2 separate regions of the Homo sapiens genome follow, and region 2 is linked to region 1. The links are chromatin loops, found by intact Hi-C in ENCODE. Cell type or tissue: B cell. All regions are shown on one strand. Each heading gives the region's core, and the rest is flanking DNA. Links, peaks and the distances in the headings are about the cores only. Region 1 holds the start of XXYLT1-AS2 (XXYLT1 antisense RNA 2). Region 2 overlaps XXYLT1 (xyloside xylosyltransferase 1).

Region 1 (16,050 bases), core at 2,418-10,417:
TCAGCTGAAATGTTTCCAGAGACCTTTAATAATGGAGTCTGCAGATGACAGCCCTGCACTGCCTGCCGCGTGCCCCGCTGGCTCTGGGGAATTGCCTTGTAACGTTTGCAGTCTCATGCTGGGGCTGGGAATGGCTTGGTACTGGCTGGCCGACAAGGAATTGAGCATGTTTTTTGCCTTCTTTCACAAGAAGACTGGGGACCTCTGGGGACCTGGGAGATCCGGCATTAATTATCTGCTGCTTTGGAGTGTTCACCTGGCTGGCAGTGGGGCTAGGGTGGGGAGGCTGAGAGAAGGAAGAGGATGGGAATGGAAGGGGAGAGAGGAAGCAGGGACAGCGCAGCCCGCCTTTCTCTTGAGCAGGCGGTCTCGGCCCTTGGGCTTGGCCATTGCTGCGGCCGTCAGACTGCTTCCCACAGAGGTCCCCTCTTGCCCCTGCCTGGGACTTCCATGGAACTGGCAGTGGGCTCTGACCACCAAGGGGTCTCCCCAGAGAGGGGAGTGAGGTGGACAAGTGTTTTATTTTAAGAAGAACATGCTAGCATCTATATGAAAGGAAAATTTAAACACAAAACAGCACAAAACCAAATCTTGACTAGGTAAGCAGACACATTTTAATCTGGAAACTTGCTGAGCAGGAATAGATTTGGATCTCCCCAGCTGTGTCATTTTTATAGTCACTTGTCCCATAGTTACTTTACCTCAAAAGGGCACATTTTAAGTCATTTTTATGGCAGTCTCCTCTGTATTGTGTGCCATGAGTGTTGTTAGAAGCTTGGAGGAGGTGCGGGAGGAGAAGTTATTCCCCACTGTCCATTTGACAAATAGTTTTTTTCACATTGTTTCACAGTTCCCCCTCCCCAGATTTTTATATTTTCTGTATAAATCTTACAGGATTTTATAATCCTAGGTCCATGGAACTGACAGTGTGTTCTGGAAAGTGACACAGGGATCGTGGGATATTAGTGTAGGGAGAGAGGAGCCTCTCTCTCTCGGGTCCCTGTTGAGATTCTGTTGCGTCCAGCATCCGTGACCTTCCCCATCTGGAAATCATAGCGCTGTAGTCATCTTGGATGGAGCGTCACCCTTCCTTTCTCTGACCTTTTCTCTGTCTCTTCATCAGGAGCTAAACCCCTGGACAGGTCCTCAGTGGTGATGTGTTTAGTTGGGATAAGGGGCCAAGAGGAGAATCTAAAAGATAGACAACTGTATTTTGTAAAGATGTGCCATTTTGAATTTGTTTCCTCATGAAAGTATTAGAAAAGTAAACGGCTGTGCCCTCTTTATGTGCAGCCTATAACAATTCTAAAGGTGTGGCAGCAGGCGAAGAAGCTTGATGTGGAGGAAATAGCATTCGGTCGTACTCAGAAGTGAATTCCCCATGTGACACTTTGTGAGTCACTGGATTCTCTGACCCTCTGTTGTTTGGTCTGTAAGTGGGATACATATCTCTAACACAGAGAATTACTGGAGAACTCAAATGAAGTAATAGTGGAAGTTTCTGTTGTGAGAGAGACCCTCATTAAAGAGCATTTCCCCTCCGTCACTCCCTCCCTCCCTCCCTCCCTTAATCTTCACTCCTCTTTTGTGTTTTCTTTACCAGTCGCTTTGTTCCTCTGGGCTTCTCCTAATCAATCCCTCCCCCAGGCATATAGGGTTGCCATTTAAAATACAGGGCACCCAATTAAATGGAACTTCACATAAATAACAAATAAGTGTTTTGTATGTTAAATATGTCCCAAATATTGCACAGGACATACTTATACTAAATAATTGTTATTGTTTATTGTTTATAAATAATCGTTTATTTATACTAAATAATTGTTTATTGTTTATCTAAACAATTATTTATACTAAATAATTGTTTATTGTTTATTGTATATTGAAATTTAAATTTTTTTAATTTTTTTATTTTTTAAAGACAGAGTCTCTCTCTGTTGCCCAGGCTGGAGTGCAGTGGCACAACCTTGACTCACTGCAGCCACCGCCTCCCAGGTTCAAGAAGTTCTCCTGCCTCAGCCTCCCGAGTAGCTGGGACTGCAGGCAGAGCCACCACTCCTGACTAATTTTTGTGTTATTAGTAGCCATGTTGGCCAGGCTGGTCTCGAACTGCTGACCTCAAGTGATCCGCCCGCCTCAGCCTCCCAAAGTACTGGGATGACAGGTATGAGCCACCACACCTGACCCTGAAATTTAAATTTTAACAGATATCCCGCTTTTTTCCTAAATCTGGCTGCCCACCTCTACCCACGATTGTAAAACTTCCCTTTTTAGCAGCAGCAGGTGATCTGGCTCTCCTACAAGATCCTGGAGTGAACAGGAACAAAGGGGACGGAAGGGGAGCTTGCAGGGAAACCAGGGTAAGAGAGGGAGGGGGTGGGAGGCAGCCCTCAAGGTCTCTGTGAGGCTCCAGGCTTGAGGTCACCACTCTGTAGAGTTAGGAAGCCCAACTGTGGACTGGGTCATTTGGGGAGGCCACTGGGACCAGGAGGCCTGGTCATGGCTTGGCTTCAGGCTTCAGGGCTCCTGCTGACCCTGGAGTGATGGAGAGAGAGAGAGGGAGAGGGAGAGGGAGAGAGTGTGTGTGTGTGTGAGAGTGTGTGAGAGAGTGTGCGTATGTGTGAGTGTGTGTGTATGTGAGTGTGTGAGAGTGTGCATATGTGTGTGAGTGTGTGCGTATGTGGGCTGTGGCCCTTTGTTATGGTCACTTTGTGGAGCTGGCCGCCTGAGGATCCTCTGAATGGGAGCTTGTTGGTGGCGGCATAGGCTTCCGGTTTCATTCTCCCCAGGCTCTGCGGGCAGCCGTGTGCTGTGTGAGCCCCGGCCCACCCTGAGGAGGAAGCGGCAGGCTATTCCTGTCAGCTGCTGATAACATGCCACCAGGCGGGAATTCGCTTTTGTGTTAAGTATTTTAATCATGTCCGCTCGTTCACCTTTTTAAGTCACATGGTTTTATTTGCTGATGGTGCTGTGCCAGCCTCGGGTTCTTCCAGACGCTCGGAAGGAAAGCTTCTCTGCAGGCTGCGTCATCCCACTCCAAGGACTGGTGCTGGGCTCCCAGGGGAGTGTTGGGGAGGGAGTGAGCGCCAGCACAGAGGGAAGAAGGGAGGGTGTGGACTGACTACCTCTACCACTCAGTTGCTGTGTGACCTTGGGCAAGTCTCTTGACGTCTCTGAGCCTTAGTCTCTTTAGCTCATGAGAAATGGAGATTATAACACTATATGTGGCAGAGTTGAGGGAGATTGAATCAGATAATGTATTTATGGTGCCTAGCACGAGCAGCACTCCTGGGTGGTGGTGGCAGCGTTATCCACAGTCCCAGCTTGGCCACTGATAAGTTCTGTGAACCTAGGGAAGTCACTTAACCTCAGCCTCAGTTTCCTTATATGTACGGTTGGGGCTGCTGACAACTTAGCAAAATTATTGCTCATCTTTTGGCTTCTCAGCATCTTAACCCCTTTCCTAGAATTTGGGAATTCTCTGCCATAGAAGCCTGCCTCCTATTATGGAAGACAAAAACGCTGGATATGTTATCTCCCGGCTTCCTCGCAGCTAGCTAGGGTGTTGGTACTGTGTTTCCCTCCTTCCCGCTTCTGCGGAAATTACCATCATACATTTATTAATAGTGTCTTATCTATACAGACCAGTTTTTATGGCTTTACCCTAAACATTGTAAGGTATTTGCAAAACAGAAACAGACAGTATTACAAAGAGAAAATAACTAGTCCGCAATAGTGAAGAACATTTTAATATCCCAGAGAATATTGGAAACCAGGGGATCAAAGATGGGGGGAGGGACGAATGTAGATTGCAGTATAGTTGCAGCAGAGGAGGAAGGGACGAGGACAGGGGGAGAGACCGAGGACTGTGCCCGAGGCAGCCCCCACTCCCTGTTTCACTGAGCCTGGCTTCCACTTTCCCCCGTGCGTGGGGTGTTTGGTCCCTGCTACGCTGCACAGAGGGTGAACATCTGGCCCTTTGCTTGCTTCCAGGTTCCAGCCATGGCTCTAGCCCTGATCTCCAATATGGTTTCTGTTCTGTTCCTGGCCCATGGAGATGTTTATCTCATTTTCAAGCCGACTATGCCCTTTCCTCCTGTTGCCCCCCCATCGGATGAAAACAATTGTTATCTAAAACTCATCATTAAAAAGTGATACATTTTTGTTTTGAATAGCATATGGAGGTTATTATTTTTCCAGAAATTTTCTATATTTTTATCAGGGGGTGTGTGTGTGTATATGTAAATAAACTCTCTATACCTTTGTACATCTTTTTTTGTTCACTTAACAGTGTATCTTGACCATCCTTATACCTAAGTCAGCCTTCTTTGATAAATGTTGCTGGTCTCTTGGTATGATTTTTCTTTTTACTATGAAAACCTTTCAACATATACAAAAGTAGAAAGCATCATGTAATATTTCTGGATGCCCCAATATTATAATATCCATGCAGCCTCAATAACTATCAGCCCTTAGCCAATCTTTGTTTTATGTCTCCTCCCACCCACTTTTCCTCTTCCCCTGATTATTTTGAAACGAATCTCAGTCGTCACAGCATTTCGTCTGTAAATGTCATTTTCAGTCTATTAGTTTCTTAAAAACACATCTGCTGTGGCCGAGTTTAGAGCTGAGGAGAGTTATATGAGCTCATAGTGTCACTCTGTCTTCAAGTTCCTCAGTCTGAAATCAGTTGGTACAAGGGAAGAAAATAGAGAGAGGCAGCACTAACCTCTAGCCAAGCACACTTTCCATCTCTCTGCAGATTGCCTCATGTCAGGATGTTAGCGTGACCGTCACGTCTGGAAGGCTTTATGGCTGATATAAATTCAGGTCCGTTGTTCACTAGGCATGAAGCCCTCCGTTGTAAGGGAACCAGCCATCACCCTCATTACGAGATGCATAAATGTAGGACTTGAAGATAAAAGCTATTGGGTTCTTTTCGTCTCTCTGACACCTGAAGATGAATTTCTTGAACCTTGTTCTCGTGTTTAAAAAAAAAAAATTAACCAAGATTGAGCCTGTCAGTTTCTATCAGAGTTAAATCTGAGTAAAGGAGAAAAAAGCTTGCCACCTTTTAAAATAGTGATTCCTTCACTCCCTGGGAGTTAGAAAACTGGGCTAAGTGTTTTTGTGTAGCCCGTGTGACCTGGAGGCCGTGCTATAACCCCTGCAGGAATTACTCATAAAAAGGGAGGGATGTACCTGCCCTGTGGTAGAGATCAGAAGTCTACTCTGAGGTTGTTATTTTTAAATAACATCAGTGGAAAAGGTATTTTAAAAGGAAAACTCTGTACAGAGAACCCAAGCGGGATTGTGTTGCTGTCATTGTGACCGTCTCTTACCTGATGGCTCTGCCTCCCGGGCAGGCTAGGAGCTCCGGGATGACGTCCCAAGACTCGGGCGCATAGCGGGGGCTGCTGAAGATCGGAGTGTGAGGCTGAGAGATGAGGTCCAGGTGGAGCACGTGAAAAGCTTCCTGTGTCTGAAAACACGACTCCTTCCAGTTCTTTTGTCTGTCTGCACATTATGAGTATTTTGGTACTACTGAATCCGTTTTTAAAAGTTCACCACGTCGTGCCTGACACAGGTGTCTCCTGAAAGAATGAGTGAGGAAGTGAATGCGTGGAAGGGGTGGGACTGGGAGGCAGCCCTTCTGTTCTGTTTATGCCGTGCAGACCAATGCCAGGCACTTCGATGTTTGTTGAGTGAATGCAGGAACAGATGTGTAGTCAGAGGGCGTTTCCTCCGCGGTGCTGGCCAGCTGCTAAGTCAGGCTCTGTAGTCCCATTACTGGTCTTAGAGAAGTTACTTTCACATTCAGTTTTTGTTTGTAAAGACAGTCCATGGGAAAGTTTGTTATTCTCAGTTTGTTTGTTTGAGACATAGTTTCTTTCTTGTCGCCCAGGCTGGAGTGCAGTGGTGTGATCTTGGCTCACTGCAACCTCCGCCTCCCGGGTTCAAGCGATTCTCCTGCCTCAGCCTCCCAAGTAGCTGAGATTACAGGCGCTGACCACCATGCCTGGCTAATTTTTGTATTTTTAGTAGAGACAGGGTTTCATCATGTTGGCCAGGCTGGTCTCGAACTCCTGACCTCAGGTGATCCACCTGCCTGGGCTTCCCAAAGTGCTGGGATTACAGGTGTGAGTCACCATGCCCAGCCTATTCTCAGTTTTTTATTTGGCTCATTGTGTGTGTGAGCCATAGGATTGGTCCCATGAGGAATTACGAAGTAGAAGACATGCCTCTTGCTTTCAAGGAAGATATAACGTGAGGGAGATAGGGTAGATAAAACTTAATGAAAACGCAAATGCCTGCGGTGTCAACACTGAGTCAGTACTGCTGTTTAGAGATATCCCATGGACAAGATACATAGACTTTTTGCTGTAGGAACTGTAAATTTTACTGAGTGGCTCACCTCTCCCTCAGCTTAATATTCTGCCTTCAGCTGGGCATGGTAGCCTGCACCTGTAGTTCCAGCTACTTGGAAGGCTGAGGCAGGGGGGTCACTTAAGCCCAGGAATTCTGTGGGTGTCTGCACTAAGTTTGGCATCAACTTGGTGACCTCCTGGGAACGGGGGACCACCAAGTTGCCTAGGAAGGGATGAAGCAGCCCAGGCTGGAAATGAAGCAGGTTAAAACTCCTGTGCTGATTAGTAATGGGATTACGCCTGTGACTAGCCATGCACTCCAGCCTGGGCAACATAGCGAGACCCTGTCTCTAAAAAAAGAAACCAAACAAACAAAAATGGAGTTCTGCCTTCAAAATGCTAAGAAGTGGGTATCACATTCCCTTCTTTCCTCTGAAAAGTCTCTCGGAGTGGTGTTTGGCTTTGCAATGCAGGCGTAGCCTCTAAGAGTGCTCTTGGGATAGACCAAACTCTGTGCCCGAATAGAAAGCTCACTGGGCAGGCATTTGCCGAGGGTTTGGCTATGCAGTAGAGAGAAACCAGACCCTGTCCTCCAGGAGCTTGCAGTGGGACGTGGGTCTGGACAGGGCTACAGTGGAGGCACAGCGGCGGATGATGGGCCCGCAGGACTGTGTGCTTTGTTGCATTGCTGCAATCTGTTTCCTATGCCAAATAAACATCATCGCATTGAAAGAACCTTATTTGTAATCCAGGCAGCAGAAAGGCTTATCTGTAAGCATCTTCCTGGGGAAAAAAAGCAAAATAGCACAGTTGAATCCCAGTGGCATGTGTACAAGAGGGACCTTCTGTAACAAACCACGTGTGGAAAGGACTGAGCTGAGCGTGACCAGCCCCACATGAAGGGAATTTCTATATGGCTCCATGGCCATCTCAGGTGCAGACTTCAGCCACAGGACTGCATTTCTTCTGTGGGTTCCTAAGTGAAACGGATCTGAAGTTCCCATCCCTCTGCTTCCAGGGTAGCAGCAGAATTGGCTCTTATAGAAATATCAAACTTTTAATCTGAGCCTGGGGTTGAATTGAACATCTGTCTCCTCCTCCTGCCTTAGGTGACTTCTTTAAATGAGCTGCTTACTGTTGATCATAGAGAACCCCTGTGATCTTCTATTTCATGGTAGCAGAATTGACTCCAGCATCAAGGAGCTGCCCAAAGGAGTGTTTTGATCCAGGAACCCAGCCGTCTGCCTTTTGGGGACTGCTCTATCACTGTTTGTAAAAGAGGAAGCTGAGCCAGAATTGGCGTAGTATGTCGTGATTTGCCTGGATGTCTGCGGTGTCCTTGCGTCTGTAGACGAGCGCTCATTATGAGGCTGGTGGATTCTATGGACTTTCAGAAATGTGAAGTCACAGAGATGCTCGCAGGGCCCCATCAGTGCCGGTCACCGTGGAGTGAGGTGCCCGTTCATGTGACTTCACAGAGATGCTCGCAGGGCCCCATCAATGCCGGTCACCGTGGAGTGAGGTGCCCGTTCATGTGGCTTCACAGAGATGCTCGCAGGGCCCCATCAGTGCCGGTCACCGTGGAGTGAGGTGCCCATTCATGTGGCTTCACAGAGATGCTCGCAGGGCCCCATCAGTGCCAGTCACCGTGGAGTGAGGTGCCCGTTCATGTGACTTCACAGAGATGCTCGCAGGGCCCCATCAGTGCCAGTCACCGTGGAGTGATGTGCCCGTTCATGTGGCTTCACAGAGATGCTCGCAGGGCCCCATCAATGCTGGTAACCGTGGAGTGAGGTGCCCATTCACGTGGCTTCCACTTGATCTTCCTTGGCTCTGTTAAAAAAACAAACACAAACAAGCCCGCTGCTTCTCTCAATAAAATCAAGCCCAGTCTCTGCATGGAAATCCTTTCCTTTGCTGCTAGGACCATCCTATGTTGACCGGCCCAAGGATCACGAACTTGGAACTCTAAAGAAAGCAGGATAATTCTAGCTCTTCACTTGGGTAGCAGTGAACAGGACTTTCATGTTCCTGATGATGTATAATTGCAGCTCATTGGTATTCAGCTTTCAGAGAGCCTGGAAGATTGCGTCTAAGCAAGGTAGAGACATAAGGGTGAATCATATTATTTACAAAGAATAACCAGAGCAGAGAAAAGGCACCCCTATTTCTTCTGCCGGTACCTTCCTGCCAAGATGTTGGCAGGGTTTAGGAGGGGTACGGAGTGTGACCTTGGTCTTGCGGGCCACTTTTCTACTCACATCTCACACCCTTTTAGCTGCTGCCCAAGGTTAAAGGCATCACACAGAGGATCAAGGAAACACACTTCTGCATAAAAGGAGTAGTAGAATCCTTGAGGCCCTTTTGGTGCAGGGGAAACTGAAACAGAAAGGAGGAACTGTTTGGCCGGGCACAGTGGCTCACACCTGTAATCCCAGCACTTTGGGAGGCTGAGGCGGGCGGATCACGGGGTCAGGAGTTCGAGACCAGCCTGCCCAATGTGGTGAAACCCCGTCCCTACTAAAGATACAAAAAATTTGCCAAGTGTGGTGGCACGTGCCTTTAATCCCAGCTACTCGGGAGGCTGAGGCAGGAGAATCACTTGAACCCGGGAGGCGGAGGTTGCAGTGAGCCGAGATTGCACCATTGCATTCCAGCCTGGGCGATAGGGCAAGACTGTGTCTCAAAAAAAAAGGAGGAACCGTTTGACCCCCTTTGCCAGCCAGAATCTGGGAGAGATTTGTGGATGAAAAAACCCACAAATCAACCCCAGGAATACCTGGATGGCATGTGATTAGCCAGCCATTTGCACCGATCAGATTAGAAGAGGCCCAGTCCCCGGTCCACATGCCATATCACACTCGAGATGGAGTGGAGTGGGCGGTTGGCCAGGCACGGTGGCTCATGCCTGTAATCCTAGCACTTTGGGAGGCCCAGGCAGGTGGATCACTTAAGGTCAGGAGTTTGAGACCAGCCTGGCCAACATAGTGAAACCCCGTCTCTAATAAAAATACAAAAATCAGCTGGGCGTGGTGGCGGGTGCCTGTAATCCCAGCTACTTGGGAGTCTGAGCAGGAGAATTGCTTGAACCTGGAAGCAGAGGTTGCAGTGAGCCAAGATCTCGCCCTTGCACTCCAGCCTGGATGACAGCAAGAGTCCATCTCAAAAAAAAAATAAAAATAAAAAATAAATATATATATATATATATCTATATCTATATATATCTATATATATATCTATATCTATATCTATATATATCTATATCTATATATATCTATCTATATATATATATATAATGAGAGAACATTTGGTTAGCTCTCAAAAGAAAAGGTGATCATCTAGTAAATGTAACATACTGCAACAGGTACAAGAAGAGCCCATATGTGATTCAGAAACTGAGGGTACAGCCTGCAGCAGTTTAATTTCAGGTAAATGCCTCCAGGAAGTAAGACACGTTTTTACAATTTAAAAATGGATTGTAGAAGAGAGGAAAGGAAAGCAGTTGATTGAAAACCCTTCTGTGCCCTGGCTCCTGGCTAGTGTTTCTGATGGTTCTGTGTTTTGTTTTGTGTGAATGTGGGCCCAGTGTTACCAGATGTTCTGATTTGTTTTCTTTTCAAAAGAAGCCGGAACTCTGTGTTGTTAACGTAAAAGCTTCTGATTTCAAAATATCGACAATTAAGCAGACAATCTGCTGGCCAAAAAACCACATCTGTGCACCAGACTGAGCCCAAGAATGGCCAGGTTGAGACCTCTGGTTTAAAGGATCATTGAGGCAAAAAACTGGCCAAATGCTCCCACCGTGGGCTGCACCCCGCAAGGCTTTGGTTGGCTGCTCTTGGGAACTGACCCCTAGAGTTTTGTTTAGGGGCACTCCAACTTTGTTTTTTCCCAACATTTTCTCCTGTTACTTGAAATAGCTGATTTTTATTGGTAATTGAAAATTCCATCAAATGTTTCTCTACCTAACCTCAGATTTAGCTAATAACTAAATGTCAAGGCCAAGCATAATTCGTGTCCAGAAATGCAATTTTGAAAGAAAATGAAAAGATCCCCAGACTCACCATTTTTAGAGGTGCAATTACTTTAATTGTCTGAGAGGTCGAATGTGTATAAGAGCATCTTTAAACTCCTCTCGGTGCCCGAAGATGCTTTTGGGAGGTTGAAGGCCTGGCCAGGGAGGAATGGAGGGAGAGAAATCCAAAGGGAAGAGAGAGAAGGAGGGAAGGGAGCAGCCTGGGCGTGATGTGGCAGGTATATCCTCACTGCTTCCCACTTCACCATCCTCCCTGTTCGGCGCTGCCTCCCAAGCAAGCCTGGGCGGGCTGGCCGCATGAAGACCCCAGCGTGCATACGCACCCCAGCCCCAGCCCCGGCTGCCTGCTCGGCGGTGCCATTGAGGGCATTGCTAATGGCATCACAAAGTGGCCTCTTTGATGGCCCATCTGAAAATGGTCTACAGTCAGGAATAGTTGTATTTCTCCTGGATAACTTATTTTTTCCTTCTGTACAACTAATTAGGTGGCCCCTTTTTTCAGTTGACTAATAGAAAACTTATAGCTGAATTTGTGGTACACCTACAGCAGGCTTACGGTTCTCATAGGATACATTTTGGTGTCTTTGCCAGCTAAGGTAAGTTCCTTCAGGGACAAAAGGAGGGATAAAATTGGAAGAAAAGGAAGGAGAGGGGGAACCAAAGTGTGAGCAGTCTGAATGAGACCCTGCCACCGAAGACTCCATTTTCTAGATCTGCCTGCCCACCATAGTAAGTAAAGATAAACATCATGAGAAATAGTTACCATTCATATATTGTTTAAACTAGAACACGTTTGATAACAAAGGTTGGGGAGGGGGCACTAGGACAACAAGTGTGACCCAGGGCTGTCCCAGGCCTCGGGAGACACCAGCAAACCTAAGCTTGATGTGGTGGAGCAGGGAGGGTCGGAAGAGGAGAGACTGGGGAGGGAACCAAGGCAGGGGAGAGAGGCTGTGGAGGGCTTACATATTTGGGGTCAGAAATAACCGCTGGGGTCAGCATCGTGTTCTCTATGGTTGAAATAAGGAGATAATCAAAGTTGTGATTACATGAATCACGTGGTTTATTGCTACACAAAGAGATTTTGTTTTCCTTTGGTTCACAATGCCTAAAAAGGGGCAGAATAATGAGAACAATTCTCTCAGGGAATGCATTAGCCATGGAGTGAGTGGCTTCCAAAATTACTAGAGTCTAGTCGCTCAATTAGGCGGGAAGCAGCCCTCTGTGGGAAGTAAAGTCTAACTAAAGTGTGAGGGGTACCTTTACACAGGTGGCCATTGGGAGAGATGACCCACACAGTGGAGATGCTGGACAACACGTTAGATTCCCAGAGCATTGGCTGGCTGGCGCTGGCTGGCAAGGGTTCTGAGATTTGCTCAAAGGCTAATGGAGTGTGACCCCACTGAGCTCTCGGTCTTTGAAGAGGCGGTTAAGAGTGTGGCCTCATTTTGGCATAAACTTGCCACCTGAGAGAGGTGGCTGGCAGTGTAGCCCTGCCATAGCCTGAGGTCTTAGAATGTCAAAGCCTTGAGTTTATACGTAATTTGAAGCCCAGTAGTTGAGGTCATATACGGGGTCTTATAAGATTTGATGATGTAACATTTTCTCTCAAGGGGAAGGAGAGTTCACTCCAAGTTCTTATCATAGAAAAACATATGACACTCACGTAGCAAACTATGCAAGTATTTGGAATTGTTTCAGAGCCACGTAACACAGTGTATCTGGACCTATCATCTGTTAGAGCCGGAAGGGGAGTGTTGGACTATTCTTGCACTGGAATTTGGCTTTTGACTGGACTTTCAAGGTAAAGAGTAAAAGTGCCCTGACTGTATAGATGAATCTTACCAAGTGTCTTAGTTCAGGCTACTGTAATAAACACCATAGATTAGGTAGCTTATAAACAACAGAATTTATTGCTCACAGTTCTTTAGGCTGGGAAGTCCAAGATCAAGGTGCTGGCAGATCAGGTATGTGGTGAGGGCCTACTTCCTGGTTTGCAGATGGCCGTCTTGTATCCTCTTATGATGGAGAGAGCAGAGGTAGGGAGAGGTGAGGCAAGCTCTCTCATGTCTCTCATAAGGGCACTAATCCCATAATGAGAGCCCCACCCTCATGACCTAATAACTCCCCCAAATCCCCCGAATACCATCCCACTGGAGGTTAGGACGTTGATATGGTTTGGCTGTGTGTCCCCACCCAAATCTCATATTGAATTGTAATCCCCATGTGTTAGAGGAGGGGCTGGGTGGGAGGTGATTGAATCATGGGGGCAGACTTCCCTCTTGCTCTTCTCGTGATAGTGAATGAGTCCTCATGAGATCCAGTTGTTTAAAAGTGTGTAGTGCTTCCCCCTTCTTGTGCTCTCTCTCTTTTGTTCTCACTCTCTCTCTCACTCTCTCTCTCACTCTCTCTCCTGCTGCCATGTGCAGATGTGCTTGCTTCCCCTACACCTTCCACCATGATTGTGAGTTTTCTGAGGCCTCCTGGCCATGCTTCCTGTACAGTCTGCAGAACTGTGGGTCTATTAAACCTCTTTTCTACATAAATCAACCCAATCTCAGGTATGTCTTTATAGCAGTGTGAGAACAGACTAATGTAGACATCAACATGTAAATTTGGGTGGGGGCCATACATGCTGTCCATAACAGTAAGGGTGCCTCCCACATCCTCTGCTAGTCCGTGCCACCTCCGGAGCTGGTATTTGGGCATGGGTTGAATAGGAAGGATTAGGCTTTCTCTATTGGGTGGTGCTAACGTTGCCTATAGACTAATTTGCTAATTTTGAGAACTAACCACTGGGATTTGGCCATAATTCCATGCAGAAGGAATCAAGGAATCGAAGTTGAGATGAGGTAACTCTGCTCAAAAGTGTAAATGCTTTATTGTCACCATTGATTTCTGGCTGGTCTCAGAAATTCCCAAGAGCTGCTTTTAGTGCACATTAGCTACAAGTCAGAATCTCACCAGGGCTGCACCCTCTCAGCCTGTGACTGTAAAAGGATGACTCACCTGTGTTCATGTACTCCAGAGAGCCTAAAGATGTCTTGCAGAGAGGGTGTTGCTCCCTAGACCAGCACGTAGGGCTCGGGAGATGTCGCCTTATGCCTCCTGGATGGGCTTGTATTATGTCTGCCACAGAATCTCCAGAAGCTGGGAGGGGTCCTCATCTGGGAGAAGTCCATAGGGACTGTTGGTGAATACAGCCAAGCCCAGCCCACCCCAACTCTGTGAGGGGAATGGAATGGAAACGCAGGCTCCCATTGTGAAACTCACCTATGTGTCCTGGCCCTGGCATTACCCAAGATAAACTTAGGAGATTCATGTGGGCTTGGCCTCAGTCATGGGAGTGTTTTTGGGAAGGGGCCTTTGTCTTATCATCTTGGCACATCTGAGCTTATCTAGTAAAGAATTCCACAGTTACTTCTTCAGGACCTGCTAAGGGCCAGGCTCTGAACAAGCCACAGACCCCACCCTCAAGAGGTATATAGCCTAGAGGGCTGGCCCCATGCCTGCAGCTGAGCGGCTGAGCACACTGTGAAAGCGTCCGTGGCTGCACTCCTGCGACGTGGAGGTACCTTTGCCAAATGTGACTGTGGACAGAGATGAGAGATCCGTAAGCAGCAGGCCTTATGTCCTTCCTGCTGCCTATTCTGACTCTGGGGGCCTGGTTCCCTCTCCCTGCCTCCACATCATTTTCCGCCTCTTAGAAGGTCTTAGCCAGACTCTCTGCTCGACTTTCAATTTCATTTCACATCAGACGTAGTCTCCTGGGTCACTAGCAGCTCCAAGCTCTGCAGCCAAGGGACTGTCTACCCGGGAGCTTTGCAGCCAAGGGACCGCCTACCCACTTCCATGTCCCCAAACTAACTGATGACTCTCTGTCTCCAGCTTTCCTGAGCACCTGCTGTATGCTAGACATTGGACTAATTTTAAAAGCCGAACTCCTTAGCCTGACACTGGGGGCAGCTACTCCCTCCCTGCACCCACCTCTCCTCTCACCAGCTCCCCTTGTACTTTTGTTTCAGCTGCACTGAACCCCTGGCTGTTGCCCACACAGGTGTCTTCCACACTTGGGGCCCTTGAGGATGCTCTCCCTCTGTCTAGGATGCTCTCTCTCTGACTAGGATGCTCTCTCTCTAGCCCATTTTTCTTTCTTTCTTTCTTTCTTTTTTTTTTTTTTTTTTTTCCTGAGGCAGAGTCTCACTTTGTTGCCCAGGCTGGACTGCAGTGGTGCAATTTTGGCTCACTGCAACCTCTGCCTCCCAGGTTCAAGCAATTCTCCTGCCTCAGCCTCCCAAGTAGCTGGGATTATAGGCACCCGCCACCATGCCTGGTTAATTTTTGTATTTTTAGTAGAGACGGGGTTTCACCATGCTGACCAGGCTGGTCTCAAACTCCTCACTTGTGACCCACCCGCCTCGGCCTCTCAAAGTGCTGGGATTACAGACATGAGCCACTGCACCTGGCCTCCAGCCCACTTTTCTATATGCCCTGCTCATTCTTCGAGGCACAGGTGAGATGCTGCCAGTTCCATAAAGCCTCTCTGAGGGCCGCCTGCACCCAGCTGTGGCCCTCACTCCTCAGGCTTGGAGGACAGACGCTTCCCATGAATGCGTGTCTCCCTCTGCAAGGCTATGACCTTATTAGTCAAGGACCAGGCCCTTGACTAGTAAAATATTGCCCAGCCTCTCCCCTCCTAGTCTCACAAATCCAGTCTAGGTAGGGCCTGGCACGGAAACCATTCCTCCAGCCAGTGTCCAGCTCTCTAATTACATCTTGTAGTTTTAAGGCTTGGTTATTATTTTCAAATGATGGCATGAAGCGGAGGGAACTGAAGTCCCTAGCAGGAATAAAACCAAATCACTTAAATTTCCTGGGAAGATAACTTGCTTCTCTTATTGCCATTGTGGAGATAGACTAAAATGTTGGCAAAGTTTCTGTCATTGAGGTTGACTTCTGGCTCCATCACTTACTGGCCAAATGACTTTGCGAAACATACTTAAACCTCTTAAAGCCTCTGTTTCCTCATCTGTGAAATGGGGAGACACCCAGCATATGGGCTATAAAACGAGAACCTCCCCTTCCATGGCATATTTGAGATCTGGGACTCACATGTTGCTATGCAGGCAGAAAGGGTGTGTCTGATAAAGCCTGCCTGCCAGTTCTGACCTGCAAGGGTTTATGACCCCTCTCTTCCTCCTGTTTGAGAATCACTGGCCTTCAGGACCTACTTAAGGGTACTCAGTAAGTAGCTGAGAATACAATGATGTCATGTACACATGACATAATACTAAGCACAGAGCAGCTCCATCAGAGCCCTCTCCCTTTCTCCGTGTCCGATACAAGCCATAACTTTCCTTGGTGCTGTGAAGCCAAAGCAGGCAGTATTTACAGAGCACGGAGAGGTTAAATGTAGAGTGCGCAGCAGCACCACCTCTGAAGCCAGAAGGAATTTGTCCTGGCCTAGAAAGGGAGTGTGCTGTGCAGGAAGGAATCACCTTCTGCCTTGGATGAAGCTGCCACTAGCCCCTTTCTCTTCACGGTCTTTGAGGTTACAGGCAGGTGCACACCCTTACCCCACCCTTTACCCATGTGGGAAAACATGGCTTTGTGCTCTTATCCATGGTGCAGAAGACCAGTGCCGAA
Region 2 (16,050 bases), core at 4,859-12,858, 61 kb before region 1:
TATTGGCTGTGGGTTTGTCATAGATAGCTCTTATTATTTTGAAATACATCCCATCAATACCTAATTTATTGAGAGTTTTTAGCATGAAGGGTTGTTGAATTTTATCAAAGGCTTTTTCTGCATCTATTGAGATAATCATGTGGTTTTTGTCTTTGGCTCTGTTTACATGCTGGATTACATTTATTGATTTGCGTATATTGAACCAGCCTTGCATCCCAGGGATGAAGCCCACTTGATCATGGTGGATAAGCTTTTTGATGTGCTGCTGGATTCGTTTTGCCAGTATTTTATTGAGGATTTTTGCATCAATGTTCATCAAGGATATTGGTCTAAAATTCTCTTTTTTTGTTGTGTCTCTGCCTGGCTTTGGTATCAGAATGATGCTGGCCTCATAAAATGAGTTAGGGAGGATTCCCTCTTTTTCTATTGATTGGAATAGTTTCAGAAGGAATGGTACCAGTTCCTCCTTGTACCTCTGGTAGAATTCGGCTGTGAATCCATCTGGTGCTGGACTCTTTTTGATTGGTAAGCTATTGATTATTGCCACAATTTCAGCTCCTGTTATTGGTCTATTCAGAGATTCAACTTCTTCCTGGTTTAGTCTTGGGAGAGTGTATGTGTCGAGGAATTTATCCATTTCTTCTAGATTTTCTAGTTTATTTGCGTAGAGGTGTTTGTAGTATTCCCTGATGGTAGTTTGTATTTCTGTGGGATCGGTGGTGATATCCCCTTTATCATTTTTTATTGCGTCTATTTGATTCTTCTCTCTTTTTTTCTTTATTAGTCTTGCTAGTGGTCTATCAATTTTGTTGATCCTTTCAAAAAACCAGCTCCTGGATTCATTAATTTTTTGAAGGGTTTTTTGTGTCTCTATTTCCTTCAGTTCTGCTCTGATTTTAGTTATTTCTTGCCTTCTGCTAGCTTTTGAATGTGTTTGCTCTTGCTTTTCTAGTTCTTTCAATTGTGATGTTAGGGTGTCAATTTTGGATCTTTCCTGCTTTCTCTTGTGGGCACTTAGTGCTATAAATGTCCCTCTACACACTGCTTTGAATGTGTCCCAGAGATTCTGGTATGTTCTCGTTGGTTTCAAAGAACATCTTTATTTCTGCCTTCATTTCGTTATGTACCCAGTAGTCATTCAGGAGCAGGTTGTTCAGTTTCCATGTAGTTGAGCGGTTTTGAGTGAGATTCTTAATCCTGAGTTCTAGTTTGATTGCACTGTGGTCTGAGAGATAGTTTGTTATAATTTCTGTTCTTTTACATTTGCTGAGGAGAGCTTTACTTCCCAGTATGTGGTCAAGTTTGGAATAGATGTGGTGTGGTGCTGAAAAAAATGTATATTCTGTTGATTTGGGGTGGAGAGTTCTGTAGATGTCTATTAGGTCCGCTTGGTGCAGAGCTGAGTTCAATTCGTGGGTATCCTTGTTGACTTTCTGTCTCTTTGATCTGTCTAATGTTGACAGTGGGGTGTTAAAGTCTCCCATTATTAATGTTTGGGAGTCTAAGTCTCTTTGTAGGTCACTCAGGACTTGCTTTATGAATCTTGGTGCTCCTGTATTGGGTGCATATATATTTAGGATAGTTAGCTCTTCTTGTTGAATTGATCCCTTTACCATTATGTAATGGCCTTCTTTGTCTCTTTTGATCTTTGTTGGTTTAAAGTCTGTTTTATCAGAGACTAGGATTGCAACCCCTGCCTTTTTTTGTTTTCCATTGGCTTGGTAGATCTTCCTCCATCCTTTTATTTTGAGCCTATGTGTGTCTCTGCACGTGAGATGGGTTTCCTGAATACAGCACACTGATGGGTCTTGACTCTTTATCCAATTTGCCAGTCTGTGTCTTTTAATTGGAGCATTTAGTCCATTTACATTTAAAGTTAATATTGTTATGTGTGAATTTGATCCTGTCATTATGATGTTAGCTGGTTATTTTGCTCGTTAGTTGATGGAGTTTCTTCCTAGTCTCGATGGTCTTTACATTTTGGCATGATTTTGCAGCGGCTGGTACCGGTTGTTCCTTTCCATGTTTAGTGCTTCCTTCAGGAACTCTTTTAGGGCAGGCCTGGTGGTGACAAAATCTCTCAGCATTTGCTTGTCTGTAAAGTATTTTATTTCTCCTTCACTTATGAAGCTTAGTTTGGCTGGATATGAAATTCTGGGTTGAAAATTCTTTTCTTTAAGAATGTTGAATATTGGCCCCCACTCTCTTCTGGCTTGTAGGGTTTCTGCCGAGAGATCCGCTGTTAGTCTGATGGGCTTCCCTTTGAGGGTAACCCGACCTTTCTCTCTGGCTGCCCTTAACATTTTTTCCAAAAATATGGAACGCTTCACGAATTTGCATGTCATCCTTGCGCAGGGGCCATGCTAATCTTCTCTGTATCGTTCCAATTTTAGTATATGTGCTGCCGAAGCGAGCACCAGTAATCAATGTTTAATTAGCCGTCATGAGGCAGACATGTTTCTAAGGGGAGGGTTCCTGCAGGGGGATGTGCGTGCGTTCTGGAACCTGGGGTACAGTGGATAAGGATTGGAGATTCCAGGGCAGCCTGTTCTCTGCCCCTGCTCCATCAGCCTCAGTACCAGGAGAAAGCAGACACAAGGGCGCCACTGCCCCCCTACGATTGTGGATGCCGTATGTAGATGGTTTTCCAGCCTCTGAGATCCTGACTGAAAGGGGCTGACGGTGCATGCTGGTTCCCATAGTTAGCCCTGTGGCCCCTGCTTGCTTCAGAAAGAAGTGGTCTGAGGATTGACGGGGGTGGGGGCTGGTTTAGGATGGACATGGGTGGGGTCAGCAGGCCTGGGAGTGAGGTCTCACTCTGCCCTTTAGTATCCTGGTTGGCTGATGCAGGGAAGAGGGAGAGCCTCCTCCCTCCCTGATTCTGCCCCATAGGAGGGTGGAATAGAATGTGATTCCAGGACCCTGTTGACTAGTGAGCATGGTCCCATGCACAGAGGGGGCTTTCCTTCTTTCTGGAATTTTCTTCTTAGCCCTGAGGCAGGAGAAGTGAACTGTAACGGGGCTGACCTCTGCAGAGGAGGGGAAGGGACACTGCTTTCTGCTGTCTTCTCTACCCCTCAGGCAAACGGGGCTGGAGGAGTCTAAGGTCTTGCTCAGACTTTGAGCCTAAGCCACATTCTCTAACCTGGTTTACCAGAGAGTTCTGCATTCCACCCCAGTGATGCAGGTAACAGTGGCTTTTGAATCTCCCACCTGCGATGGCTCCTAATGTTTTGCTTTCAGAAACCAAAATCACATCTGGTATTGCCTAAACCCCTCGTGACTCCTAACACAGATCGTGAGTGAAAACCTGCCTTCTCTGAGCAGCATTCTTTGTCTGTAAAATGGGAATAGTGACCATGTAGGCCTCACCGGGGTGGTGGGGAGGACTGGCTGAGATACTGTGTGAAAAGTTCCAGGGCCTGATACCGAGAGATGCTTGGTAAGTGTTAGATAGTATTAGTACTTTTCCCTTTGGAGCAAACCAAAAGCTCTGATAGGTACTGCAGTAAAAAACATTTAGCTTTGTGTAACCAACATCGCTTACACACGATTGACCACAGAATGCCTTTTTGAGGAATACCTATTCACATTCTGAGAGCGGGTTTTCCACAGTACTCACTTTAAGAAATGCTGCCCTCGCCGGGCGTGGTGGCTCACGCCTGTAATCCCAGCACTTTGGGAGGCTGAGGCAGGTGGATCACCTGAGGTTGGGAGTTTGAGACTAGCCCGACCAACATGGAGAAACCCCATCTCTACTAAAAATACAAAATTAGCTGGGCATGGTGGCGCATGCCTGTAATCCCAGCTACTCGGGAGGCTGAGGCAGGAGAATCACTTGAACCCAGGAAGTGGAGGTTGCGGTGAGCCAAGATTGTGCCATTGTGCTCCACCCTGGGCAACAAGAGCGAAGCTCCGTCTCAAAAAAAAAAAAAAAAAAGAAAGAAAGAAGTGCTGCCCTCAGATTAGCGTAATAAATAACACTTGTGTAGCTCTCTGTTGGGATGCGGATGTGGGCAGGAAAGCCTCACCTTCCAGCCAAAGCTACCTCATATCAGCCAGCCTTTCCTGTCCCCTGCCAATAGAGCATGTCGTTGGGTGTGCCATTTTAATTATTCACTTACTTGGTTGTACTTCCAGATTTGAAATAGCTTTGGGTTTGCCTTGGACCCAGAGGGATTGGGAGGACTTTCCGTGGATCATGAATTGTGGTGGGGGCCCCGGGGATGGAGTTGTTGAAGAGGAGGTGTGGGTCTGGCGGCATACCATGGGTGGAGCGCCCTCGCGGCACTGACCAACAAGTGGCTTCAGAGGATCTCAACCCAGAGGGTGACTGAGGGTTCTCAACATCAACCCTCAAGGGAACTGGGCCTAAACGCCTTAGAACAGCAGTCCTCAGCCTTTGTGGCACCAGTGACTGGTTTCACAGAAGACAGTTTTTCAGTGGACCGAGGGGTGGTTGGGGGCTGGTTTTGGGATGAAACGGTTCCACCTCAGATCATCAGGCATTCGTCAGAGTCTCATAAGGAGCATGCAGCCTAGATCCCTCGCATGCGCAGTTCACAGTAGGGTTTGTGTTTCTTTGAGAATCTGATGCTGCTGATCTGACAGGAGGTGGAGCCCAGGTGGTGATGCTCACTGGCCCGCCTCCCACCGCCTGCTGTGCGGCCGGGTTCCTACCAGGCCACTGACCTGTACCTGTTCGCATGGGGCTTGGGGACCCTGCCCCAGAAGACTCACTGTCTTCTGAAGGGCTGTCCTGGGAAACTGGAACCCAGCCTGTTCTGTGTGTCCCCAAAAGGCCACACCAGGTGCAGCTGACCAGAATTTAACTCCGTTACCACGTTTCTGTGAGCCTGTGGGCAAGGCCCTTTTCTTCCCAGTGGCAGATCCTCGCATCCCATCCTGTCGGATCCGATCCCATCGGATCCAGCAGCCCTGGCTTCAGCCTGCACTGTGCTGTCACTCACCCTACCGTGGCCACCCCCGCTTCCTGCTCCCTCCACCTGGGCCACTCTCCCGGTGGCATTCCATGGCTTGCCCCCTCTCCTCCTCCAGATCTTCCCGGTGGCATTCCGTGGCTTGCCCCCTCTCCTCCTCCAGATCTTCCCATGGCATTCCGTGGCTTGCCCCCTCTCCTCCTCCAGATCTTCCCGGTGGCATTCTGTGGCTTGCCCCCTCTCCTCCTCCAGATCTTCCTGGTGGCATTCTGTGGCTTGCCCCCTCTCCTCCTCCAGATCTTCCTGGTGGCATTCCGTGGCTTGCCCCCTTTCCTCCTCCAGATCTTCCTGGTGGCATTCTGTGGCTTGCCCCCTCTCCTCCTCCAGATCTTCCTGGTGGCATTCCGTGGCTTGCCCCCTCTCCTCCTCCAGATCTTCCCGGTGGCATTCCGTGGCTTGCCCCCTCTCCTCCTCCAGATCTTTGTGCAATGAGGCCATCCCTGGCCGTCCTGTGTGAAATCGTGCTCATCTTCTGTGATGAAGGGCCCTGGCCCTTCCTTGCTTTCTTTCTCTTCATAGTTCTTATCGTCTGCTCATGTGGAATGGATTTTGCTTTTTTTTGTTTGTTTTGATCATCTATCTGCCCCACCCAGATGTAAGCTCCATGGGGGCAGGAAGTTCTGTGTGTTTCATTCACTGCTGTGTTCCCAGTTCCCAGAGCGATACAGACACATAGTAGGCAGTCAATAAATATTCATCAAATGAATTAAATGAATACCGTTTTGTTAGGTGTTATCTTGAACTACTTTATTTTAGGGGTCCCCTCAGTCTGCCAGAGCTGGCTCACTGCCTTCGCCCTTTTTCTTCTTTTGAGATGGAGTCTTGCTCTGTCACCCAGCCTGGAGTGCAGAGGCTCGATCTTGGCTCACTGCAATCTCCACCTCCTGGTTCAAGCGATTCTCCTGCCTCAGCCTCCCAAGTAGCTGGGATTACAGGCGTGAGCCACCACGCCCGGCTAATTTTTGTATTTTTAGTAGAGACGGGGTTTCACCATGTTGGCCAGGCTGGTCTCGAACTCCTCACCTTAGGTGAGTCACCTGCTTCAGCCTCCCAGAGTGCTGGGATTACAGGCGTGAGCTACCATGCCCGGCCTGCCTTTGCCCTTTTTCTGAACCCCACTGGAGAACCTTTGGGGGTGGAATCCCGCAGCTTCTGGTGAATCCAGTGGACTCTGAACACTCCTTAGGGTTAGTCACAACCAGGAGCTTGAATTTGTGGGATAGCCATTTCTTGATGGTTCCCCAAGCCTGGAGAACTCTGATTCCTGCTGTGGCGGGTGCTGCCCTTGACTGTCAGCGTTCAGCTGGGGGGAGGAGCAGGGGTTCTTGGTGTGGAAGAAAGCAAAGGAAAAAACAGACATTCAGGAACTTGCCTGAGTGAAAACATCTGAACAAATACTGAACAAAGGGTATAAACATGTGTCCAGTGATTTCAGTGAAAACTATTTTCTGGCAGCTCTTATGGAGCAAATTTGAGGCATTTCGGTTCTCTTATTCTGAAGAGGGACAGCTGAGCAAATTTGTCATAAAATGCTAAAAATAGTAACGTGGTAGAGACCATTTTCTACTAATTTAATGCCAGAAGCTCTTTCTAAGCTAATGAAAATAGTTGCCAAATTGGTTGAACAGTAATATTTCCCGTTTTGGTCCCCTTCATTAGATTCTGTCTTTTAATTTGTCAAGATCTTCTTTTAAATTCTTGGCTATCGGTCAAAGGCATCAGCTGGCTCTTATTACTTCTTGCCAGGACGTCAGCCAACTTTTTTCTGGGCCTCGCCTCACCCATGAGGAGTCCGTCCTCCTGCCCACTGTGTTCAGGGCACTGGGGCACGACAGCAGTCCTGCCCTTGGGGAGCTCACCTTCCGGTTGGTGGAGGGACCCCAAGTGAGTGGGTGTCACACAGGGAGCAAGAGGCGAGAGGTCAGCAGAGCAGCGTCCTGTCCTGTCCTGACTTCAGCGGGGTGTGGGGGTTGTTTGCACGGAGAATGCACCAGGTGCTGTCAGTTCTGTCAGGGCACAGAGAGGAAGCTTTGAGGAGGATGAGGAGAGGTTAGCCTTGAAGGCTTGGGGTGAAGGCTGGGGGAGGGGCCGAGCAGGCATTCTGGGCCAGGGTGTGCGGGCGGCCGGGGCCTCAGCCTGGACTGCAGCTGCTGCTGCCCAGATGGTGTCAGATCCCTGTGTGTCCCTCTGGTGTGTTTGCCAAGCCGCCTCTGGGGCTGACTCTGCTGAGCGTCTTCTCTTTGTCCCGAACTTTGTGCACTGTCCCTGGCTGGAGAAGACTCATTTCTGTACTCAAGTCCTGTGTGTAGTTGCTGATGGCCAGGTCCTGCTGGTCAGCCGCCTTGGACGGAGTCTCGGGCCTGCTTTTCCGTTTTCTGTCCCCTTACTCTGGCTTCTGGATAGCCTTTGGAATATTCCGGGCGATAGCTGGGCCTCCAGAGAGAGTGGGCTGCAGGGTGTGGGCCCGGCCTCCCCTTGCCTGGCGGGTTTTCCTGGTCAGCGTTCCTGCTGCTCCCCGGTCATCCCTCCTGTGCTGCAGCCTTTTTCTCTGGTTCAGACCCACACTCTGCCGTCCCACTGCCTGGGCTTGCTGAGCTCTCCGTTCTGGCTTGAAGGCCTCGCCCGAGCCCTGTCACCGGCTCTGCCTGTCAGGAGGGCCCAAGTGTGCGGCTTCGGTGGGGCTGCCTGACACTGACCTCTGGGGTTGTAAAGGTCCCAGAGGGTCCTAAGTCGGGCCTGATGTGGCTGAGATGGCAAGAGCCGGAACGTTTCTGTAAAATCTGAAAGCCCTTGATGGGGCCGAGGGGGTGAGGAGGATTCCCACCCTGTGTGGACAGGAGCACGCAGCAGCGGAGTGACTCCACCACGTGAGTGGGGTCCAGCGGGTGTGGCACTCGATGACAAGACAGTTTGAGAGCGGCTTGTCTCCGGGGACCTGGCGTAGGTCTCCTCTGCCTTAACCCTTGGCTTTTGCACTTCCTCTGTCTGTCCTCCATACAGGCTTCTTGCCCTAGTGAGGACTGGCTTCTTAACAGGGTGAGCCGGTTCCTGTCCTAACCCCACTGGCATCTTACACTCTGGGAGATAGCTTCCCCCTGAGAGGCGAGTGAGCCACGTAAGGGGAGGTGGGCGATGGCTTCCCTTCTGTCTTGGGTTGGGGGAGTCAGGTACAGTATTTTTTCTTTTAAAGCATCATTGATCACATAATAAGGTTTGTCATAGTCCTTAATCACAGACCTGTGAAATTTGGAGAATTCACGGCACCTAGGATGGGAGTGAGCTTCTGATTGTGAGCTGATTTGGGAGCTAACCTCAAGGAAACTCCTCTTGCAAGCCCCCTGCTGGGTGTCGTGGCCCTCGCCCAGTGACCTCCCGGGGACTCTGGACGCTCTTTGTCTGCCCTTCCTTTTCCCTCACCTCGCTCCCCCGTGAGAAAGTGGGACTCATGCAGCTCAGCTCAGTGACAGAGGGTTTATTAGGGGTAGCTCTGGGACCCATCTTTTGGTGATTTCTTCTCTCTCTTTCTCTAATGGAATAATTGTTTCTGTCTACACTTCTTTATTTTCTCCTCTCTACAGCTGCCTTCTAAAAATGTGCTTTTCTGTTCCTGCAGAACTGAAGCTTGCATGGCCTTTGTTGTGACTTTCCCGTCACGAGCGTTGTCTCTTGGTATTTTCCCATAGGCCAGCCTGCAGGTCATACGTTGTTCATTTTTTTTGTTGTGGTTGGTCCAGTCAGCCAGGACCAGAGCAGGTGGGACCATGTGGTGCCACACGCAGCCAGCTGGGCCTCTTCGGCAGGCGTGTGGGCAGTGGGCAGGTGGGCTGACTGCCACTCTCAGATATAGAGCTGACACCGAGACTGGATGCTGTGCTGTGCTAGGCACAGGAGGGGAGGGGAACAGATGTGAGTCAGATGTGCGGTTTGCCCTCACAACTTCACTTTCTAGTTGGGGAATTGGACATTTACATAAATGTACAAACACCTGTCATACAAAAAAGAAAGGAATAGGTGTCATCCAAATACCACCTCTGTTGGGGTATGTGGTGGGCAGCCTCTAACACGGCCCCCGGTCATCCCTGCCTCCTAGGAGTCGTGCCCTGGTGGGTCCCTGTCCCTTGATGTAGGCTGGACTTATTGACATGCTTCTAGTGAATAGAATCTGGCAAAAGTGATGGCCTGTCACTCTGGGACTGTGTTATAAAAGCCTGCTGCTTCTGTCTTGGGCACTTTCTGTCTCTCTCTCTGAGCCTTGCCTGGAGGAATTCAGCTGCCATGATATGAGCTGCCCTGTGGAGAGGCCTGCATGGTGAGGAACTGATGTCTCTGGCCAGCAGCCAGGGAGGATCTGAGGCCCACCAGCAGCCACACGAGTGAGAGGGGAATTGAGTCTTTACATAGTTGAGCCCTAGCCAACCTTGATTGCAGCCCGTGGGCCAGAGGCTAAGCTTGCCTGAATTGTCTCAGATAAATAACATATTTATCTTACAGCTTATTTATTTATCTGTAAGATAAATAAATATTTGTTGTTTGCAGCTGCTAAGTTTTGGGTTAACTTGTTATGCAGCAGTAGGTAACTGATACAAGGGGATCTCAGCACAGAGAGAGCTGTGAAGTGCCAAGGAGGCGGCACCTTTGGCTAAGGAATTTGGGGAAGGCTTTGAGGAGGATGTGGTATTTGAGCAAGGCTATCTTTTTTCCATAGAGTGTACACCTCTTGTACAAGGTAGAACATCTTGCACATAACAGAAGGCCTGTCTGTCGGTCCCACTTTCCAAGGTGAGTAGAATAAAGTCACTGTTTTCCTGTTGCCTGAGAACCTCCAAACCCTCTGTTGAAGAAGGGCAGGGCTGGCTGTTTCCTGGAGCCCTCCTGCCCAGCCAGACGTGTGGCATCTCTGATGTAGCTGAGTCTCCCGGGCCTGGTGGCCTCCATCTGCAGTGCCACCAACTGTGTGTGGGGCTGCTTTGCACACCATATGCTGATTAGGGAGCAACAACATGGGACCTGCAGGCCCGATGCCCCAGGCGCTCCTCAGACCCGCGAGCCATCCCACAGTCTGCCCGGGGCAGCTCCTCACCTGCCCTCGTGGCTCTTCCAGGCTGGCTCAGCCTGTGGTAGAAGGGTCTGAAGACCCAGGTTAAAGCCTTGTTTCTCTCTCTTACTGATGGCGAGGCACTGAACATCCTCCGTGGGCCTTTTTTTTTCCCCCTCCACCTTTTATTATGGAAAATTTCAAATATCCACAGAAGGAGAGAGGAGAGCATAATGAATGCCTGTGTACTCATCACCGGCTTCAGTAGTTACCAACTCATGGCCTGCCCCTTTTCATCTCGACTCCCACCCATCGCCTTCTCCCCCAGAAGCAAATACCAGATCTTATTTTATTTTTAAATATTTTGATAAGTCTCTCTAACAGAAAAGTACTTTTTTTTTTTGAGACGGAGTCTTGCTCTGTCACCCAGGCTGGAGTGCAATGGCCAAATCTTTCACTGCAACCTCTGCCTTCCAGGTTCAAGTGACTCTCCTGCCTCAGCCTCCTGAGTAGCTGGGATTACAGGCACGTGCCACCACGCCCGGCTAATTTTTGTATTTTTAGTAGAGATGGGGTTTCACCATGTTGCTTAGGCTGGTCCTGAACTCCTGACCTCAAGTGATCCTCCCACCGCGACCTCCCAAAGTGCTGGGATTGCAGGTGTGAGCCACCGCAACTGGCTGGAAAGTACTATTTGTATTAAATGCGCTATTTTTATTACATTTAGCAAAACTAACAATAAATAATCACCTTATTGCCATCTAGTATCCATGCAGGATTCACATTCTTGAATTGACTACATGTTTCATTTGGTTGACTCTTGAGTCTTTCCCATTCTCTCTTTCAAAATTAAACTTTAGGCCGTGCGTGGTGGCTCACGCCTGTAATCGTAGCACTTCGGGAGGCCGAGGCGGGTGGATCACGAGATCAGGAGATTGACACCATCCTGGCTAACACAGTGAAGCCCCGTCTCTACTAAAAATACAAAAAATTAGCTGGGCGTGGTGGTGGGGGCCTGTAGTCCCAGCTACTCGGAGAATGGTGTGAACCCGGGAGGCAGAGCTTGCAGTGAGCTGAGATCGTGCCACTGCACTCCAGGCTGGGTGACAGAGTGAGACTCCCTCTCAAAAAAAAAAAAAAAAAAAAATTAAACTTTAAATTTTAAGATAATTGTAGATTACCATGAGGTTGTAAGAAGCAATACAGAGATCCTTTACCCACTTTCCCCCAGTGGTAACATCTTGCAAAAACTATAGCAAATACAACAACCAGGATATTGTTTTTGTTGTTGTTGTCTGTTAGTTTTGAGACAGAGCCTTGCTGTGTTGCCCAGGCTGGAGTGCAGTGGCACGATCTCGGCTGACTGCAACCTTCACCTCCTGGGTTCAAGCGATTCTCCTGCCTCAGCCTCCCGAGTAGCTGATATTACAGTCGCCTGCCACCACATTTGGCTAATTTTTGTATTTTTAGTAGAGACAGGGTTTTATCATGTTACCCAGGCTGGTTTTGAACTCGTGACCTTGGGTAATTCACCCGCCTCGGCCTCCCACAGTGCTGGGATTCCAGGCATGAGCTACCGTGCCCGGCCAGGATAGTGACTTTGATACCATCAAGCTGAGAACGTTTATCCCCACAAAGATCCTTCGTGCTGCCTTTTACAGCCACACCCACCTCCTCTGACCCGTAGCAACCACTAATTTCCTCCTTCATTTCTGTATTTCAAGAATGTGTATCAATGGAATCCTAAAGTATGTAACCTTTTGAGATAGGCCTTTTTTCTCAACATAATCCTCAAGAGGTTCATTCCAGTTGTTGCGTGTCAGTAATTCACTTTTTAATTGCTGAGTCGTATTTCATCATGCGAATATACCAGTTTGCTTAACCATCCATTTAAGGACAGCTTGGTTGTCCCCAGTTTGCGGCTAGTATGCATAAAGCTGCATTTTGTTGTATGGACATAAATTTTTATTTCTCTGATATAAATGCCTGAAAGTACAGTAGCTGGGTCTTTTGGTAGTTACTTGTTTCATTTTATAAAAAATTGGCAGACTTTTCCAGAGTTTGGCGATTTGCCAGAGTTTGGCAGACTTTTCCAGAGTTTGGCAAAATCCCAACAGCAATGTTTGAGTGTTTCTCAAGTCCCTTCTAAACCAGAGGTCCTCTCTCCCTCCACCTCTATTTTCTGACTTCGCAACTGGGGAGGAAAATTTGTGCTCTGATGATCTTGCGTGATTGGGATTATCTTGCATGTGAAACTGCTTTATAAACTGTCCCCAGCTGGGTCTATTAGTGCTTCCTTTTTGTGGGTGTATCTGAAAACAGTGTCACAGAATCTTAGCGGAGGGCTGTAGACATTTATTCACTGTCTGCCCCTGCGTTTCCTAGCCTGGCTGGATTCTGCAGGGCTGCTGGGTCATGAGGGTTGCCACAGGTCAAGCGTGTTAATGAAGTTCGTCTTGGCTTCTGCAGCACATTGCGGGTTGTGGGTAGTGAGATACTTGAGTTGCCTGAGCAACCCATGAAGACCACAGTCCCTGCACAGACCAGGCTTCGGCACGGCCACTGTGGCTGCCAGGACTGGTCTTCTGGGCCACCTTGTCATTCATCCCTGACCTGGCTGGCTGGCTGGCCAGCAGTTCAGACTGGAACACGAAGATGCCACTGAGAGAGAGAGAGAGAGAGAGAGAGAGAGTGAGAGAGTGAGTGTGTGTGTGTGCGTGTGTGTGTCAGGGAGAGAGAAAGCGAGGACCTTTTAGCCACAGACCCATGCCAGCTTTGCTTAAGATGATGGTAGTTTTCTCTCTCTCTCTCTCTTTTTTTTTTTTTTGAGACAGAGTCTTGCTCTGTCGCCAGGCTGGAGTGCAGTGGTGCAATCTCAGCTCACTGCAACCTCTGCCTCCTGGGTTCAAGCGAGTTTTCTGCCTCAGCCTCCCAAGTAGCTGGGACTACAGGCGTCTGCCACCACGTCCGGCTAATCTTTGTATGTTTAGTAGAGATGGGGTTTCATCATCCTGGCCAGGCTGGTCTCGCACTCCTGACCTCATGATCCACCTGCCTCAGCCTCCCAAAATGCTGGGATTCCAGGCGTGAGCCACTGTGCCCGGCCAATGATAGTTTTCTCTAACACTATGTGTGGTGAATTCTAAGCTCTATTAGAAGCAAAAACCTGAGGCTTTTTAAAAGCACTTGCCTCGCCGCCTCCTTTAGGGCTGTGTCTGACATGACCGTCATTTCCTCAGTTGGTTATCAGCCTTTCTTCTCCCTTGCTGAGCTGTCAACTGATGCCCCCACCTTCGTCTCAGCCTCTGTTCCGGGGGCTGACTTGACTAATGTGTCCCCAAGTTGCTTGATGACCTCAGACAAGAAGCACAGCAGTGCCTGGCCTCACAGCCCCATCAGCATGGAGGATGACAGTCCCAGCACACTGCTCCAAGGGGCTGTGAGGAATAAATAATAGGCCAATGGCAAAAACACTGGGCGGAGGAATCCTGCTGGAGAGACACTGACACAGTGGAGAGAATGTGTCTGTCAGGCCATTTGCTCCTTACTTTAAAGGCCTGAGTGGTGGCTAGAGCTCTGTTCTTTGTGTTTTACAGAGGGAGATGTTAATGTTCGATTCACTTCTTTTGTGGGTTTTCTCTGGTGCCTGCATGTTCCTTCTCTGCACTGCTGTCAGTCCCAAGCCTGGGGGTGGCATGGGGTCTGCTGCTGTCTTGAAGGATATGTGGGCCCCCAGGGATTTTCAGTGAGGTGAAGGGGTGGGTACAGGCCAATTTGATAGGTGAAATATATATCATTATAGAATATTAAGTTTTCTTTCCTTTCTTTTGAGTGAAATTGGATCTCCTTTCATATGGTAAGAATCACTGAATTTCTTTTCTATGAACTCTTTATGCCCTTAGCCCATTTTTCTATTGGGTTGTTGATGTTTAGTAATTTCAAGGAGCTCTGTATTTGTTAAGGAAATAAGCATTTTTGTCCCTGAAATACGTTGAAAACATTTTTTTTTTGCAGTCTTTTAACTTTTTTTCTATGAAGGTTTTTAAAAAATTTGTGTTGTGGGCAGGTGTGGTGGCTCACACCTGTAATGCCAGCACTTTGGGAGGCCGAGGCAGTAGGATTGCTTGAGGCCAGGAGTTCAAGCCCAGTCTGGACAACATAGTGAGAGCCCATCTATACAAAATTTCTTTTTTTAATTTGTGTTGTCAGGTCTATCTTGTGACTTTTAGATTTTGTGTCACACCTAGAAAAGGCTTCATTCCAAGATTATTAAAAAAAATTATCTTGTGATTTCTACATTGTGAATTGTAGTGTGCTAACAGAGAAATGAACTACTCTTGTCCTTAAGAATAGTTATGGCCTACTATCTTCTCTGAATTTATCTAAAATAATTCTTCTTCCAAGATGACCTAAGTGGCTATCTCTGGATACAGAGGACTGGAAACTATGCATCGGATAGTCTCAAGATATCCTCTTAGCTTGGGCTTGTGGACCCCAAATCAACAAGTATTCTTAGGGGTCCCAGATTTTCACCTTCTGGGGCTGCTGGTAGACATGGCAGTCTTTATATGTGGCAGTGAAAGCTGAAGAAAGATGGTGGGTAGAGGAACCAGAATGTTCTAAAGCTTATGGCCAAGTCTTCTCTCTACTGGATAATATTGGACAGCATGTGGTTTTGAGGTTCTGTTCATCTTTGGATTGACACGTTTTTAGATTTGTTAATTATTCTATCAGGTTACTGTCAGTTTTTTTTTTTTTTTTTTTGGCCAGGGACCTAGTTGGTCTCTTTAAGATAATATTGCAATCTCTGCCCTATTCCATTGTCTGTTTTGGGATTAGTTCTCAATGTTGGTATCTTTTGTTTCTGTGTGACTGGGGGACAGTGTCTCTATAGTTCTTTGTTCTGACAACACTGGAGCAAAGTGGGGTTCAGTGCTCCAGAGACCAAGTCTGAAGTTGGCCTCCGTCAGTCCTTGTCTACTCTTTTTTTTTGAGACGGAGTCTCACTCTGTTGCCCAGGCAGGAGTGCAGTGGCACGATCTCGGCTCACTGCAACCTCCACCTCCCAGGTTCAAGCAATTCTCCTGCCTCAGCCTCCTGAGTGGCTGGGATTACAGGTGCACACCACCACACCTGGCTAATTTTTGTATTTTTAGTAGAGACGGGGTTTCTCCATGTTGGTCAGGCTGGTCTTGAACTTCTGACCTCATGATCCGCCCACCTTGGCCTCCCAAAGTGCTGAGATTACAGGTGTGAGCCACCGCGCCCGGCCCTGTCTAGTCTTAGTTGTCGGTTAGCTCTTGGTTTCCTGTGCGGATGGAGGGGAGGAGCAGAGGAGCAGCTAAGTCCCAAACTTGGAATTAATCATAATACCATGGCTTTGGGACCTTCTAGGCCTCAGGTTGTAATGCCTTTATCCCTTGGGCACTCAGGTCCTGTGAAATTTAGATGGTCCCTGAAATGTGTACATCTGCCCAGCTGGGAGTTGGGTCTAGAGGGGCCAGCCAGCATGGGTGTTTTATCTGGCAGAGCCAAAAGCGTGAAAAGCCACTGGAGTGAGCCCAAGCCTTTTCAGAGAAACCTGAGGCTCCAGTACAGTTTCTGAGTCCAGAGGGACGGAAATGGGATCATCAACAAGGAACAGCCTCAAGATAGGACTTGGGATAAAGTGAGTATAGAATTTGAGAGGAGCGTCTGAGTCTTGCTTTTGTTGGCACAGGTTTGAGAATACATTGGGATGACTTAAAGGCAGAGGTTGAGATGGACCCCCAGAGACACAGGCAGCTGTAAGGAATGTCCCAGAAGCAGAAGGGTTAAAAGTGTGTGCTGGGGACCCCAGGATAGATAGAGCACCTCTTTGCTGGGAGCAAGGGCCCTTCCTCACATGCACTCTAGGGAAATCCTGGCCTTGTCTAGCTACTGATTTAAAAGGCAGTGGGTTAGACACTCTCTTCACAGAGGAACTCGAAGTCCAGTGACTTCTTAGAAGATTCTGGGAGAGGTGCTTGTGGTTAT

What was found. Hi-C counts contacts between places; a loop is a spot of excess contacts. Peaks named below come from ENCODE experiments on the same cell type or tissue, not always from the same donor. Only the 100,000 strongest peaks of a DNase experiment are listed, where the experiment ranks them.
Region 2: a loop joins it to region 1, with 2.7 times the contacts of the local background. A loop is called at or near these places in 15 of 110 quality-filtered maps.

The regions. Positions count from the first base shown.
Region 1 is chr3:195,137,398-195,153,447 of GRCh38, reverse strand. All of the region lies in intron 3 of XXYLT1 (xyloside xylosyltransferase 1), which reads left to right. It overlaps XXYLT1-AS2 (XXYLT1 antisense RNA 2), which reads right to left and starts at 5,577. Exons shown (of 2, transcript NR_102711.1): 1 at 5,343-5,577; 2 at 592-1,191. LOC105374296 (a long non-coding RNA gene) reads left to right here and starts at 2,138. Exons shown (of 2, transcript XR_001741088.2): 1 at 2,138-2,360; 2 at 2,790-4,177. It also overlaps the pseudogene RN7SL36P. RefSeq lists enhancers at 1-244, 245-886, 3,022-3,231, 5,460-5,509, 5,750-5,859 and 2 more. In B cell, for the core only: no CTCF peak of the experiment used is centred there; DNase peaks (open chromatin) are centred at 2,807, 4,767, 5,677, 8,727 and 2 weaker places; H3K4me3 peaks cover 2,842 bases; H3K27ac peaks cover 2,408 bases.
Region 2 is chr3:195,201,154-195,217,203 of GRCh38, reverse strand. All of the region lies in intron 2 of XXYLT1 (xyloside xylosyltransferase 1), which reads left to right. It also overlaps the pseudogene RNU6-25P. Among named protein-coding and RNA genes, the nearest start is that of XXYLT1-AS2, 61 kb to the right of the region's middle. RefSeq lists a silencer at 5,115-5,288 and enhancers at 4,802-5,383, 9,453-9,978, 9,979-10,506. In B cell, for the core only: no CTCF peak of the experiment used is centred there; DNase peaks (open chromatin) are centred at 8,750 and 12,414.